2 separate regions of the Homo sapiens genome follow, and region 2 is linked to region 1. Evidence: read pairs that join two places in POLR2A ChIA-PET (ENCODE). Cell type or tissue: MCF 10A. All regions are shown on one strand.

Evidence for each region. ChIA-PET counts read pairs that join two places held together with the same protein. Peaks named below come from ENCODE experiments on the same cell type or tissue, not always from the same donor. Only the 100,000 strongest peaks of a DNase experiment are listed, where the experiment ranks them.
Region 2: POLR2A ChIA-PET joins it to region 1 with 15 read pairs; 7 of 35 experiments call an interaction of 5 or more read pairs at or near these places.

What each region holds. Positions count from the first base shown.
Region 1 is chr1:206,633,425-206,635,924 of GRCh38, reverse strand. DYRK3 (dual specificity tyrosine phosphorylation regulated kinase 3) reads right to left here and starts at 389. Exons shown (of 3, transcript NM_003582.4): 1 at 145-389. The coding sequence starts at 221. DYRK3-AS1 (DYRK3 antisense RNA 1) reads left to right here and starts at 257. Exons shown (of 2, transcript NR_183645.1): 1 at 257-325; 2 at 942-1,729. RefSeq lists silencers at 1-59, 110-529. In MCF 10A, a CTCF peak has its summit at 1,481 (motif pointing left); DNase peaks (open chromatin) are centred at 444, 1,454 and 2,004.
Region 2 is chr1:206,889,197-206,891,696 of GRCh38, reverse strand. The region is part of intron 1 of LOC105372879 (a long non-coding RNA gene); the gene reads left to right. Among named protein-coding and RNA genes, the nearest start is that of IL24, 7.0 kb to the left of the region's middle. RefSeq lists an enhancer at 394-1,593. In MCF 10A, no CTCF peak of the experiment used is centred here; DNase peaks (open chromatin) are centred at 96, 796 and 1,216.

The DNA of each region.
Region 1 (2,500 bases):
GCGGTCCCGGGGAGGCAGTCAGACCCCTGCCCTCGTCCCTCCTACTGAGGGCTCACTCTACCTCCTCCCCACCCCCAAGCTTCGCTTGCCAGCGCCAGCCGCTCCCTGTGGCGCCTCCAGCCCGTTACCCCGTGGCGCCGTTACCTCCGCTGCTGGGGCGGGAGCCCGGCCCCAGGCGGCCCCGCATCCTTCCGCCCAGGCCCACGAGCTGTGCCTCCCATCTCCTAGCTCGGGACCCCGCGCGGGGAGAGGCGCCAGTTGGGGGTCCGGTCGGCCACGCCACCTACGCCGGGACGGCTGCCTCCGCGGCGCGACGCTCCCACGGGTACTCTCGACCAGACACTGCAGCTCAGCGCACTTTCGCTCCCGACTGGCCCCGGCTGGGAAGTGGGGAGACGCAGCTCCAGGGGCGGGAGGGGGAGCGGTCTGGTCGCCTAGCAACCGCGGCACGCCCCCGGGAAACGCCTCGGCGCAGCTACGGGCTGACGCACAGGGGCGGGGCCCGTGGCCGGTAAAGGCCACGCGGCGCTCCTAGCGGGTGCTAGTACTGGCGCGGGAGGCGGGAGGTTGGAGGCGAGGAGCTCGCGGCCTAGGCTGTTTGGGTCCCTGGCGCGAGCTGTAGACGGAGAGAGGGGTCCGGAGAAGGAGGGGTGAAAGTAGCAGTTAGCCCGCGATCTCAGAAGGGCTGCCCGCCCCTCACGGTCCCTTAATAGCACGTTGCGTCCTGGAAGTTCTAAAACGTCCCGCTTCAATATGAATTTTAAATTAGTGAAAACATATGTGTATTGTTTTAGGCTTTCCCACCGCGGGGACGGCCCTCCGGGGGTTGGTGAGTTACATAAGAAAGCAATAATAATAAACCCATTTATTGACACGATGCTTCCATTTATGAACATTTGATCTCAGTAACGGAGGTACCCGACGACTTTCGTCTTTTACAGACTTAGCTGGGATGCAGAATAGAAGCTGGGCCTTTGTCTGACTACCCTGCAACAGTCAGCCACAGACGGGAAGGCAGCGCAGGAAACTGAGGCCAAAGGAGCCGCGCTTCCTCATGAGCATGAAGCGGCAAAGCCTGAACTAGAAGCTTCTAACGCCTAACCGTCCTCTTGCCGCACCAGGACCTACCTCTGCAAGGCCCTTCCTGACTTTTTCCTTAGAATGTGTGTATATGTGTCTTTTTCCTTTTCTGATGCTAAGACACCTCAGAAACACCAATGTTAAGCAGATTTCCATCGTTGGAGGTTAAAACACCCGAATACAAGTGTTTTCTTGAGTGTGGCATCTGGTCAGATGTTTTATGGGTTGGTTTGTTTTTAAAAAAAAAAAATTTCCTGTTAGATGGGTGGTAAGAACCAGTCAGAGTTTGTAAACCCACCAAGCACGAGGCGGTCGGACCGTCCAGATTCTGGAGTCCAGAAGACACCAAACGTTCTCAGAATGCCGAACGCGGGCGCCACCTGGTGGGACTAGAACGCTTATTGTCCCAAATCAGCATAGCACACAGTTCCCATAAATCTTAAAAATTCCCATCCAAGGCTCATTTCCGTGTGACTAAAAGTCATATTCTCTGTTCTCGTGACTCCAAGTAAAAATGTCCCTAAAGAGCCAAAGTATCTTCACTGTATAAACTAATAATCTATTGGTTTGGGGAATTTTATTTTTTGTGATCAATGTTACTTTAGCCTTTCTATGATATACATATAAATAAAAAAGTTTTCTTCCATGATGATTTTTTAAAGTTTATTTTATAAATAAACTTTTTCTTTTTGTCTCTCCCTTCCCCCACTTTGCAACCAGAGCAATTCTGCTTTCACAGGGGTTTGTATTTGGGCTCTTACGAAGCTTTTGTTTGAAGAAAGAGTTCCATGGCAACGCAAAGATTGGACGAGGTTACTGTTGAAGTCCCTTCCAGCTCTAAGATTGCAAAATTCTATTAAATAATCCCCGTTCTCAGTACTTATGTAGACACCTCAGACCACTTTACTGCCCTCCCTAAACAGTTGAATGAGACTTGCCCCCACATGATTTCTTACCTCATTCTGAATCACTGCTCGTGAGAGGATTGCATCCGCAGTCTGTGCTTAAGACACATCTTCCAGAGCCAAGTGGAAGGGTTCCTGCTCCCTTTCTTGCTCCTAAGGTGGGAAATACAGAGGCCGCCTTTGTCTTTCGCCTATTGTTCCCATGGTCAAGGGAAAGAGGACTCCTCGAGGGTGCTGGAGCTTCATAAATCTCTGACCTTAGTGACCCAATGTTTCTTCAAAGATCCCCTGTATGATGGGGTTAACGTCCCATAAGGGATCTGGCAGGAGCCTCCACACCCCTGCTGAGCGCTGCCCTGTCCCCTCCAGCTCCCAAGCAGCTTCCACATCATTCATGCCCTTTCTTCCCCTCCAAAGCCTCATTCAAGAGTAGTTTAAAATCACCATTATCATTCTCCATGCAGTTAAAGTCAGATTTACCCACCATGAATTAGCCAAAAGTCATATAAGATGCA
Region 2 (2,500 bases), 260 kb before region 1:
TACAATTGCAGGAAAAAGAACCACAAGAGAAAGCCAGTTCTGAACTGCAACTGCCTCCCAAGAGTCAGGATCCTGGACCTCCCACGACCTGTAGAACATCAACTTTGAGTCACAAGGACATGAGTATTCAAATAAATACATGGCATGGTACATGTTGGGGAAATAGTAGCTACAGAGTCTTCTGAGTAGATCCAGGTAAAGGACTGTGGTTTATTTCCCCTGTGTCACCCTGCCCCCTGTCTCATATATCCAGGGTTGCTTTTTTTTCTGAAGGAGATTTTTTTAAAAAGGAAGAAAGAATGGAAGAAAGGAAAAAGGCTTCCGTGTGAATGAAATAACATCCCATTCTCAGGCATTAATCAGAATCAATACAGTAGACTCCCCTTATCCATGGCAGACACGTTCCAAGACCATTGATCAGTGGATCATGCCCAGTAGATGCCTAAAACTGCAAATAGTACCAAACCCCATGTATCCGATGTCTTTTCTTTTCCTATACATACATATCTGTGATGAAGTTTAAACACAAAGAGATTAACAAGAATAACAAATAGTGAAATAGAACAATTATAACAATATGCCAGCGTCACTACTCTTGTGCTGTGGGGCTGTTACTAAGTGAAATAAGGGTGACTTGAACATGAGCACTGTTGTATTGTGACAGTCGGATGCGCTGGACAAAGGGAGGACTGACGTTCCAGGCAGGACGGAGCGGGATGGCACGAGACTTTATCACGCTGCTCAGAGTAGCACGCGATTTAAACTTATGAATTGTTTATTTCCGGAATTTTCCATGTAATAAATATTTTCAAACCACTGTTGACGTCAGTAACTGAAATCACAGGAAGTGAAACCACAGATAAAGGGAGACTACTGTACTCCTAAAATAGCACCCTCCCTTTCCTCCTATCCAGGTCCACTCTCCACACCTACAAAGAGATTTTCGGATTTCTGGACAGTGTTAATCTCCCCTCTCCTGTGCTCCTAGGAGTGCTGCTAGTCCCCCTTTGATGGCACCCAGGCGATCCTTCCCTGCACCCTGGTTGTGTCTCCTTCACCAGGCTGTGAACTCCCTGGGCACTAGAACTGAGTATTATCCATGTCAGAATTCCCCTCAGAAGCTGGCACAGGACAGGAGCTTAGTAAGCATTTGTTGAAATAGTGAATTTTATTTGACTGGTGTGACATAACCCTCTCCCTTTCTTGGCAGCTTTTAAAACCCTTGGAATCTCACCAATGATAGTGTCTTTTTTATGCTAACGCGTGACTGACAGCTGGGGGTTCCTGGATAGCCTAGGGATGGGAGCTGTTTGCCAGGGAATCAACCATGAGATAAGAGGGTTGGAGCTTTCAGCCCTACTCACTCCACCCCACCCCACCCCATCCCACCTCCAGGAAGAGGAGGGAGAGTGAAGGCTGAGTCAATGATCAATGCCTCATGATTTAATCAGTCATGCCTCTGTAATGAAACCTCCACAAAAACCCTAAAGGAAGAGGTTTGGAGAGCTTCTGGGTTGGTGAACACATGCAGGTACTGGGAGGGGGGTGCCCCAGAGAGTGCAAGGAGGCTCTGTGCCCCTTTCCACATACCTTGCCCAATGCATCTCTTCCATCTAGCTGTTCGTGAGTTGTATCCTTTCATAATAAATGGTAATCTGATAAGTAAATTATTTTCCTGGTTTCTGTGAGCCATTTTAGCGTATGATCAAACCAGAAGACGGTGTCATGGGAACCTCCGATTTATGGCTGTTCGGTCAGAAGCACAGGTGATAACTGGGACTTGTCATTGCTGTCTGAAATGGGAGCAGTCTTGTGAGATTGAACCCTTAACCCGTGGGATCTGATGCTATCCCCTGGTAAATAGTGTCGGACTTTAATTGAGTTGTAGCCATCCATTTGGTGTCCACCGAGAATGAAGAATTGGTTAGTGTGAGAAAAAATCTCACACATTTGGTGGTGGAAAGTACTGGTGTGAGTCTAGTCGTATAATTACTACTATGTAATTAGACTGGTTCACAAATCTAATTATGTACAAGGTCAAATTGTCTCCCAGGCTATTTGCCCAAAGATCTTTGCCAAATATTTCTCATTTTTGCTCAGGCAATGGCCACAGGCTGAGATGTGGCCTGCATCCAATGGCATTATTAAATACTGATCTGCTTTGCACGTGTTCCCAGCGTAAGAGTAAAAACCCAAAAAGTGATGCTATGACCACCTGTCTGGACATAGAAAGCCAGGGAAACAGAATCTGCGATTAGGCCAGCACAGGAGAGAGTTCTGGATCTGTGGATGAGGATATCATAGTCTTATCCTTAGAGCAGCCATATCCTGCTACCTTGAACAAGCCACTTACTTTCTCTGTGCCACGTGCCTCATTCTGTCCAAGAAGGAAAATGATCCCTATCCCGTCTATCTTATAGACTCTCTTCCAGTTTCATTCCCCTTTAAAATCCCTGTCCCTCATCTAGGAGATTCTTCTAAATGCACAAGTCTGATCATA